Regions from separate parts of the Homo sapiens genome. Here region 1 is linked to region 2. A link is an interaction called in ENCODE POLR2A ChIA-PET data of the cell type or tissue named here. Cell type or tissue: OCI-LY7. All regions are shown on one strand. Each heading gives the region's core, and the rest is flanking DNA. Links, peaks and the distances in the headings are about the cores only. Region 1 overlaps BTN3A2 (butyrophilin subfamily 3 member A2). Region 2 overlaps H2BC6-AS1 (H2BC6 antisense RNA 1).

The links. Peaks named below come from ENCODE experiments on the same cell type or tissue, not always from the same donor. Only the 100,000 strongest peaks of a DNase experiment are listed, where the experiment ranks them.
Region 1: POLR2A ChIA-PET joins it to region 2 with 5 read pairs; 7 of 35 experiments call an interaction of 5 or more read pairs at or near these places.

The regions. Positions count from the first base shown.
Region 1 is chr6:26,372,291-26,377,666 of GRCh38, forward strand. BTN3A2 (butyrophilin subfamily 3 member A2) reads left to right here. Exons shown (of 11, transcript NM_007047.5): 6 at 607-807; 7 at 986-1,006; 8 at 1,097-1,123; 9 at 2,037-2,083; 10 at 2,481-2,508; 11 at 3,507-5,376. The coding sequence ends at 2,077. Among named protein-coding and RNA genes, the nearest start is that of BTN2A2, 8.1 kb to the right of the region's middle. In OCI-LY7, for the core only: no CTCF peak of the experiment used is centred there; a DNase peak (open chromatin) is centred at 3,161; H3K4me3 peaks cover 790 bases; H3K27ac peaks cover 1,695 bases.
Region 2 is chr6:26,161,240-26,166,615 of GRCh38, forward strand. It overlaps H2BC6-AS1 (H2BC6 antisense RNA 1), which reads right to left. Exons shown (of 3, transcript NR_186648.1): 2 at 2,069-2,437. It also overlaps a transcript of H2BC5 not described here and the pseudogene LARP1P1. Among named protein-coding and RNA genes, the nearest start is that of H2BC5, 5.8 kb to the left of the region's middle. RefSeq lists an enhancer at 1-83. In OCI-LY7, for the core only: no CTCF peak of the experiment used is centred there; DNase peaks (open chromatin) are centred at 2,710 and 4,205; H3K27ac peaks cover 3,070 bases.

The DNA of each region.
Region 1 (5,376 bases), core at 222-5,221, 210 kb after region 2:
TAACACTTACTGTACATCAGGCACTTTATAAGTATTAATTCAATTCTTCTAACCTCAGGAAATAGGTATTATCATTACCCTCATTTTACATTAGTAGATTAGGCCACTACAAACAGAGAGGTTATGTAAGTAGTCCAACATCACACTGCTAGTCACATGGGGGAGCCAGCATTGAAACCCATACCCTCTGACTCCACAGGTTATGTTCCTAAGCATCATATTAAGTGGACTAAGAAGTTAATACATGGAGGGAGGGAGGACAGGGTGAATGAGAGAGTTGCGTGACTTTATGTGTATGTAGTTTTGAACGATGTAAATGTGTTACCTATTGAAAAAATATTTAGAAAAAATGTGTATGACTTTGCTCAAGTTACTTTCCATGTGAGAGGCAGACATCTCAAGATAAGTAATAGTAGTAGCTTGTAGTGAGGGTTTACCAAAGTCTTATCTATAGTCCTCTGAGACTTTAGGGAGAGAATCCTTATTTAACCTCATGAGATAGATTCCCCACCCCCGACCTGAGCTGAGCAGCTAAAGCTTGGGGTGCTGCAGGCTGGGGAGGCTGAGCGCACCAGCGCCCATGACCTACAGCTCTCCCCTTCGCAGACCCCTTCTTCAGGAGCGCCCAGCCCTGGATCGCAGCCCTGGCAGGGACCCTGCCTATCTTGCTGCTGCTTCTCGCCGGAGCCAGTTACTTCTTGTGGAGACAACAGAAGGAAATAACTGCTCTGTCCAGTGAGATAGAAAGTGAGCAAGAGATGAAAGAAATGGGATATGCTGCAACAGAGCGGGAAATAAGCCTAAGAGGTATCCAACGCAAGCAGAGAATCTAAGCTCTTGGCTTGCATGCCCCAGCCTGAAAACCTCACCTCTCTCCCCTACCCTGGCACTGCATCATGTTTAAGGTTTATTTCCCGAAACACCAACCTCACCCATAACAGTTCATCTTTTTTTTTTTTTTTTTTTTTTTTTGGTTATTTTCCAGAGAGCCTCCAGGAGGAACTCAGTAAGTTACCATTCCCCCAGAGATCCAGACATGTCTTCCTATCCTCGCTTTGAGCACCTTGATGACTCTTCCCTGTTCATTCCATTGCAGAGAGGAAAAAAATCCAGTACTTGACTCGTGAGTGGCTTTGACATTTTCTCTGAATTCAAATCTGTTACTCTCTCTCTGCTTCATTATTTTCCAGCCCATAAGTCATAGCCCAGGGTTGAAAAGTGGTCTTGGATCCCTTTACCCAGAAAAAGAAAACAAGTGTGGCTCTTTGGAGAAACCACCCAGTGCTTTTTCTCTCTAGAAAAAAAAAAAAAAAAAAAAGAGGTCTTCAATCTCTTTGTACTAGGGGCTACAGACCCTTAAGCTCTAAAAAGCACTGAGGAATATCCAGGGGTACACTTCAAAAGGAAGAGGGAAGAGAAGGATGAGGTGCATTTTCTATGGCAGGAAACTTACTTGTTGTTTCCCATAATCTAGAGGCTGTTGAAAGGAAAACAAGAATGGAAGATTTAAGAAATAAGAAAATCAGAAAAGAGAGAGGGAGGGAGAAAAGTGTGTCTAATAAAGAGGAGTAGCTACAGTGGCTCAGTTGGTACAGATAGATCATAACTGCTTTCAAAAACTAGTCCCTGAAATTGCTCATTAAATTTCCCAAATTCTTTTTAGAGCAAGGTACGAAATGATACAGATTGAGAAGGATGAATCTTGTACTCCTAGGCATACACATATAGACATGGTGACACCTATGCCCAGGTACACATTCAAAACAGATGAGCTGGACCCCATTGGGAAGGAACTCTCACAGTGCCTGCCCTGCCACTAGCGTTCAACCGATGTTCCCAGACTTGATATTAAGAAGAGGTGAAGAAAGAATTGTACCTGAAGATGGAGACCATGGGGAAGGGTGGGATGGTAAAAAAAAAAAAAAAAAAAAAAAAAAAAAAAAAAAAAAAGACTAGATGGATGCAAAAAGAAGGGGAAGGGGCCAACACAGAAAAGGCAGAGTTCTGGTGACACCTCTACCTTTCTTTCATTGTAGGTGGAGAGGAGTCTTCGTCCGATACCAATAAGTCAGCCTGATGCTCTGTAAGTTTGCTGGGTCACATGCCCTGAATATTTCAACTTTTTCTCCACTGTGACCCGTGGATGTTCTCAGCTGGATTAATTAGATCTAATCTAAAGACTCAATTTCTGTGTGGTGGGGGTTCACCTCCGCTTTTCTGGAGCCTCTGAGAAACTCCTGATCCTGCACACCCCCTTGTAAAGCCTGGCCATGCATCCTGCACCCCCCATGACACAGGGAGCCAAGCCTGACATTTTTGAGAAGGTGCCACCTCTGATCCATCAGAGCTGTAGAGGAGGGAAGCTGGACCCTGGAAGAGACTCTAAAGAAAAGGAGAGAAAACATGTAGTGAGAGGAGAATGGAGTGGGAAAAGTACAAAAATACTGACCTTTTTCTTATCTGTGTCTCCTTCCTTTCAGAATGGAAAAATGGCCCTCTTCAAGCCTGGTGAGTAAATCACTGCATGTTCCCTGGACCAACAACCTGAGGGACTATATTCCTTTTTCCTTTTTTCTTCTCCAACTCTTGTGATTTGGAGCAGAAAAGTTCCCTTGACTTCCTTCGTGGGTAGGAAGACGCATAAAGGGTGGAGGTGAAGGGAAGGAGACACACACTGAGTAATACTGCAGGGAGAGTGAGGATGGAAATGCCAAGGAGAGGAGGTGATGCCTGCCCAAAGAACTTTGTCCTTCCCAGGCTTCTCATGCCACCTACTGCCTGTATCTCCTCAAAGGATTTAATGCTTCCAAGCTTTGGCCTCCACATTTTTAGATGATGATTGCAATCTGTTTTTCATGGGGGTTGAGGTGAAGACTGAAGGAATAATGAACATGCTTGGCAGAAACCTAGCAAGAAATAGATGGTGAGCTCAAACTGGGTAGTTGGACAAGGTTTCCAGAAAGAAGGGTTAAGGGAAAGCAACAAGGAAAAGTGCAGTGCCCCCATGGTTCCCAACAGTGGGGAGCTGTCTCCACCCCTAGCCTGGGAGGGCTAAAAAGGGGAGGCAATTACTGGAACCCAGAGAAAGAGGTAGCTTAACGAGGGAGCTTCCTGAGAAGAGTCCTCGGGCCTTGTTAGAGCACCACCAGCTGCTGCTGGCAGGGAGGAAGCAGGAAATTAAACGGTGTGTATCTCCTTTCTTTCTCCTTCTAATCTTCTATCAGGGCCTCCCATTGGCCAAACACAGCAGCAAACCAGAGGACAAGGGAGCCCAGTGGCACTGTCCATAGAGGACAGATTCCTGGGGTCCAGAAGAGGGTGGAGAAAGCTGAAGGCTGGAGAGTGAATCTAGGGCATATAAGGCCCCACACAGAGCCCAGCACAGAGACGGCCTTGCAGCTATCAGGAAGATGAGGAGCTTCCTTCATGGCCTGCTGTGGGCTGAGTAAATAATATGATTGCCTTCTACAGCGCTAGAGATTCATATGTTTATCCCCATTTTTCAGGTGAGGAAATGCTTCAGATGAGGCTCCACCTTGTTAAATAAATTGGATGTATGGAAAAATAGACTGCAGAAAAGGGGAACTCATTTAGCTCACGAGTGGTCGAGTGAAGATTGAAAATTAACCTCTGAGGGCCAGCACAGCAGCTCATGCCTGTAATCCTAGCACTTTGGAAGGCTGAGGAGGGCGGATCACAAGGTCAGGAGATCAAGACCATCCTGGCTAACACGGTGAAACCCCGTCTCTACTAAAAATACAAAAAATAAAAAATTAGCCGGGCATGGTGACGGGCACCTGTAGTCCCAGCTACTCGGGAGGCTGAGGCAGGAGAATGGCATGAACCCGGAAGGCAGAGCTTGCAGTGAGCCGAGATCACGCCACTGCACTCCAGCCTGGGAGACAGAGCGAGACTCTGTCTCAAGAAAAAAAAAAAAAAAAAAAAAGAAAAGAAAATTAACCTCTGAGTATAAAGCATCAGTGGGCAGAATCAATGTGGGGAGGGAAACAACAAAAATGTAGAAAGAGGATCCTTGTTGCTTCTTGGGGCCGCATCAGGGTATTGGGTTAGGCAGATACTGACCTTACTTTCATTTCCCCTCTGGTCACTAGACCCCTGGGGCTTTCACCAATGACATTGATGAGAGAATCACATTCAGGGCAGGCTAGGGACACGGGGTTCTGGAAGGACCTCCTCAGCATGGCCCAAGCCTTGCATGCTGTGGCTCTTAAATCCAGGAAAAATGGCTGACCCCATGGACACCTCCTCAAACTCTCTGCAGCAGATGTAATTCTGTATCCAGACATGGCAAATGCCATCCTCCTTGTTTCTGAGGACCAGAGGAGTGTACAGCGTGCTGAGGAGCCCCATGACCTACCAGACAACCCTGAGAGATTTGAATGGCGTTACTGTGTGCTTGGCTGTGAAAGCTTCATGTCAGAGAGACACTACTGGGAGGTGGAAGTGGGGGACAGAAAAGAGTGGCATATTGGGGTATGTAGTAAGAACGTGGAGAGGAAAAAAGTTTGGGTCAAAATGACACCGGAGAACGGATACTGGACTATGGGCCTGACTGATGGGAATAAGTATCGGGCTCTCACTGAGCCCAGAACCAACCTGAAACTTCCTGAGCCTCCTAGGAAAGTGGGGGTCATCCTGGACTATGAGACTGGACATATCTCGTTCTACAATGCCACGGATGGATCTCATATCTACACATTTCTGCACGCCTCTTCCTCTGAGCCTCTGTATCCTGTATTCAGAATTTTGACCTTGGAGCCCACTGCCCTGACCGTTTGCCCAATACCAAAAGTAGAGAGTTCCCCCGATCCCGACCTAGTGCCTGATCATTCCCTGGAGATACCACTGACCCCAGGCTTAGCTAATGAAAGTGGGGAGCCTCAGGCTGAAGTAACATCTCTGCTTCTCCCTGCCCAGCCTGGAGCTAAGGGTCTCACCCTCCACAACAGCCAGTCAGAACCATAAAGCTACAGGCACACACTGAAGCACTTTACTGATATTCATTCAATTATTCCATAGGACAGTTGTTTGAGTTTGGTGCCACCTTATTGGCCCCTTTATACAGATAAGGAAACTGGGGTGTAGAAAAGTGTATTGACTTTACAAAGCAGACAGGAATAGTGAACAACAGAGCTGGGATCTGAACAACAATGACTAACATTAATGGAGAATTTAAAACGTTCTGAGTGCTGTGTTATGAGCTTTGGTGGGTGTCACTCCTTTAATCCTCACAACACCCTGTCAGGTAGTCTCATTTGGCAAGTATGGAAGCAGAGGCAGGGCAACATTAAGTAGCTTACATAACTCACACGGTAATTTGTGCAGTTGGGAGATGTTCAGCTTCAGTCCCTGGCC
Region 2 (5,376 bases), core at 251-5,250:
AATATATTGAGGGACTAAGGAAATACCAAAAGTGACCACATAGATTTGAAAAAAGAACCTAATAGAAATTCTAGAAAATAAACATGTAATTATAAGACAAATTGAAATGAAAAGCTTACTGCATGTGTTTAACAGCAGCCAATTGGACCTACCGGTAGAAATTTAATAAACTATGTAATCAGATCTTAAGGAATTATCTGAAATGCAGAGATAAAAATGCAAAAGTGAGTTTAAGAAACCTGGAATTAGGGCTGGGCAAGGTGACTCATGCTTGTAATCCCAGCACTTTCAGAGGCCAAGGCAGGAGGATTGCTTGAGCCCAGGAGTTGGAGACCAGCCTGAATAATATGGCAAACCCCCGACTCTACTGAAAATACAAAAAATTAGCCAGGCATGGTGGTGCGTGCTTGTGGTCCCAGCTACTCAGGAGGCTGAGGTGAGAGAATCACTTGAGCTAGGGAAATCAAGGCTGCAGAGAGCCATGATCACACCACTGCACTCCAGCCTGGGCAATGAGAGTGAGACCTTGTCTCAAATAATAAATAAATAAATGAAAAGAGACCTAGAATTAGTAGTAAAATATGATCTGACGTTGACCTAATCACAGTACCAGAAGAAACAATCAGGGAGAATGATGCAAATGTGAGATTTAAAAGATCATGGCCAATAATTTTCTAGAATGGATGGATTACTAATAATTAAAAATAATATAAGAAAATAAAAATTGAAACCTAATGTATTGCTCATCAAAGCAAGCCTAGGTTAACAAAGTAAATATTTAAACAGAAAAATGATACAAAAAAAGGGAGTCACTATGTGTGCTGTGAATTAATTAAGCTCTCCAAATTTTTACAGATGTAATACTGATTTTCAAAAGATTGTGACTTCTGTTACATATTGACATATGACCTCACACTAAAGCACTGTTTGAAATTCTGCATGTAGGAGGATAATTGGATAATTGGTTATTTACATGAATTTTGTGTCTAGCTAACCTTATCAAATTCTATTAATCCTAATCAATAGTCGACTGACTTGATTTTAATTGCATATAGTACTATTAGCAAATAAAAATGTTCGATATTCTCTCCCATAACTATTTATTGTTTGCTTTAATCATCTTACTGTGCTAGCTACCATCACAAACAATATGTCACATTAGACATGCTACCAGGTATTGTCTTTTTCCTCCTGTTCATAGAAATGACTTCGGTGGTTGATGATTTATAATTGCTTTTGTGTGTATGTGCATGGATGTGTATATGTAGTCTTCATTGTGTTAATGTAGTTTTTGGTTTTTGTTTGTTGTTGTTGTTGTTTTGAGACAGAGTTTTATCTGTTGCCCAGGCTGGAGCGCAGTGGCCGGATCTCTGCTCACTGCAGCCTCCACTTCCCAGCCTCCCGCATTCATCTCAGCCACCTGAATACCTGAGATTACAGGCGCACACCACCGCACTCGGCTAATTTTTTTGTATTTTTAGTAGAGACAAGGTTTTGTTATGCTGGCCAGGTTAGTCTCAAACTCCTGACCTCAAGTGATCTGCCCACCATGGGGTCCCAAAGTGCTGGGATTACAGGTGTGAGCCACCGTGCCGAGCCCGGTAGTTTCCTTCTAATCTTCTTTTAAGATTTTTTATTAGGTATGATTTATGAATTTTATTCGATCACTTTGACTTCTGAAGAAATCATATGCTTTTTCTTTTTTAACCTGTTGCCATGAAGTATAGATAGATTTCTTTGTGTTGATTCATGCTTTTATTCCTAGTCCAAATCTTATTTGGTCATGGTATACTATTATTTTAAATAATACCTGGGTAAATTTTGTTAATATTTTTCATGATTTTTTTCCATTTCTATTTGCATAAAATCATTCTATGATTTTTTTTTTCTTTTAGATTTAGTCTCGCTCTGTCACCCAGGCTGGAGTGCAGTGGCACAATCTCGGCTCACTGAAACCTCCACCTCCTGGGTTCAAACGATTCTCCTACCTCAGCCTCCTGTGTAGCTGGGATTACAGGCATGAGGCACCGCACCTGGCCCATTCTATTATGTTCTATTTTGGGCTTACCTTTATCAAGTTTCATTATAAAAATTATGGTAGCTCTATAAGCTTAACTGTGGGGCTCCCCATGTCTATTATGTTATCTATTGCCGTGTAACAAATTATCCCAAAACTAATTTCTGTGAGTCGGGAATCCAGAAGTGATTTAGCTAGGTGGTTATGGCTCCGGGTCTTCCTTGAGGTTGAAGTCAAGCTGTAAACATAGGCTGCAATCATCCGAATCCTTGACTGTAGCTGGAGGATTCCCTTCCAAGGTGGCACACTCGCATATCTGGCAAGTTCAAGCCGACTTTTGGGTGGAGGCCTCAGTTCCTTGCCCGTTAGACCTCTCTAGAGGGGTAACTGATTATCTTCAAAACCAAACAACTGTTTTCTCTTAGCAGGAGAAAAAAGAAAGAGAAAGGGGAAGGAATAAGCCGCAATGCCTTTTGTGAACAAGATTCGAAACTTACACACTTCTGCCACACTTTTTAAACGTTATTTATTTATTTCTTAGAGACAGAGTCTTGCTCCGTCACCCAGGCTGGAATGCAGGGACCTGATCTTAGCTTACTGCACCTTGGAACTCCTGAGCTCAAGCAATCCTGCCTCAGACTCCCAAGTAGCTGAGACTACAGGTGTGAGCCATTTCCTCCGGCACATGTTATTCAATATAAACAAGTCACTGAAATCTGGCACATACCCAGAAGTAGAATTAAGCTACACCCTTTCAGATAAGAATAGTAAAAGAACTTATTGAAATATTCCAAAGCCAAAAATGTGGACATTGACCCCAACTGCAAAAATACCTCAGCAAATTCCAAAGTCTTGAAGACTTCTGAGTAGATCCCCCCGTGGGTGAGGAGGCCAACCACAAGCAACACTCAGTGGTAGCAGGAGGTGGCAGGGGTGAGGGCAGGAAGCAGTGCCCCTCTCAGTCTCCCAGCAGACCTGCCACCATGATCAGCCAGCCCTCTATACCACCCACTGGCCAGCCCATCCTGGAAGATGCCAAGTGGACAAGCCAGCACTCAGACACACAGATTTGGGAAAGTGAAAAACCATTTAGCCCTGGGGCTTGAGGCAGGGAAAGGGATGGGATGGGCAAGAAGTGCATGGCCATGCCCAGTCCCAGGACAGGGAACAAAAAAGGACAAGCCTGGAGTTATTAGGATGGGCCTTTGTACTGAGTAGCAATGTGTACACCATTTGGGCTATCAGAGTTCCCCTGGACAGGAGCCTCAACATCCCCTTCCCTCTCCTCTATGATTCTTTACATCCTAACTTCTTCTGAGAGGGGAGAGCAAGGGAGATTTTATATATATATATATATAATTTTAAATTATTGATAGTTCATCTGGATTACCAAAATCTGCAGCCCTACCATAGCTAGTAGGCTGCAACCCTGGTCCCCACACCTAACATCTTCCTGCTCCCCTTCCAGCCAACTATGCAGCCCACAAGAAGGCTCTGCAGGCCCCATTGCCCAGCACCATCCCATGGAAGGCTCTGGTGGTACCCCTGAGCCCCAGGAGAACCGGCACCTTGATCTTGTAGGGTTTATCATCACCATGTTCTCTCTCTGCTGTCCCTACCATGCCCTTCTGCCATCTTCTGGGAGAAGGAAACCAAAGGATCTAAAACTGGGGCTTGGGGGAAGATTCTAGCCTCTCCTCACTCCCCTCTCCCCACACTCTTTACTCCCCAGCCCAGAGAGATGCTGCTCATATCAGGAAAGACTATATTGAAAGATGATTTATGTTTCTCTGACCTTTCCATCCCTGGGAAAATGGGAAAAAAAATCAACAATTAAAAAACAAGAAATCAGAAATCCCCCAATGAATCCACAGAAAATGATGTCTATCCTCTCCCCTTGGATTTTTGTTTTTGGAAATATTTTTAAGTTGCCTTATTGTGGAGTGGGAATCCGAAATACCCAAATGTCTGTTTTCCACGATGGAGAGCCAACCCAAAGAGCTCCCACCTTCTCTGGATGTGCCTGGTCTTGGACTCCCTAGAATCTTTCTCTGGGCTGCTGCATGTACACAGCCTCTGTCCTGGAGGCAAGAGTTTGTGGTGGCTTGGATCAGAACCATGCCCAAGATATCCTTGCTATTGCATCGTTTGAAGCTGACATCCTGTGTCTGTACACAGCTGCTACCGTTGTGTCCCTGCTCTGCTTGCTATTGCCTCATGTCAGGCCCCGTCCTGCCGTGACGTCCTGCATCCTACCCATGAAACCCCAAGGCCAAGTTTGTTTCAAACTTTTGGAGAACAAACTTGGCCTGCATCTGGAACATACTTGTTCTCAGCTGGAACATGTCCCCTACCCCAGAGAGAAAAGGTGAACACCCACAGCTGAGGCTTGGAAATGTTTCCTGTGTTGACCTGAAAGATCTCTGAGACGTCAAGGAGGCTCTGTCTCTCTTAAAAAGTGGAGAAAGTTGCCATTCTCCTCCTAGGGCCTGGTCTCATCCCCCCTCTGTAAGCCATCTATCTCTGCCCACCCTCCAATTGACCCCACCTGGGAATGAGGGATGAAAAGGAGGTGGGGGCCAGGAGGGAACCCTGCCAGCTGGTGAAGCCCTGTGGCAGGAAAATAGATGTGGACATAGAGTATACCTGACTTCTCTTCTTCAGCCACTGACTGGGTTGGGCTGTGAATGACAATGGAATGGCTGAAGTCTGCTGTCATCAGAAGCTAGGGAGGGTGATGAAGGACTGACCCACACAGACTGGGATGTGTCTTGGATACAGGGATAACTCCTTGTTCACTCTCAGTGGGATCTGGGCAACACAGAGGAGTTTGGTGGTCCTGTTGCTCACTTACTCAGTGTCTTTGACCCTCCTTTTCAACTGGTTCCTCTGTTGAGCCCAAAGGCTGGAAGTAGGAGACAGTACCACAGGCTGACAAAGTCTTGCCTGTTACCTTGGCATCTCATTGCTTTTAGCCTGGGCCCTTCCTTGCCTTTGACCTCCCAGTGGTTAGTATGTGGGAAGCCCATTTCAGTTCCTATGACCCATGTCTCAAACCATGGTCTCTGCTATGACAGTGGAATCTGAGGCCTTTCCCTGCTCAGTCTGGTGCCTGCTCTGCATCATACCAGATACTGGCCTCCTGGACCCCCTCCTCCTTCCCTTTATTCCTTCTTTCCTTCAGGTCACGCAGCCATGTACTGTATCCAGCACCACAGAAACTTCATTGTTTTTCCTATGCTGCTTCTGGGGGCACAAAGAAGCCTTGGGATGTGGGGGAAGGCTGTTCTTATCTGGGGTTTACTCCCAGGCCAGGGGGGCTGCCATCTTCTTCACACACATTCCTCAAAGAGGAAGCC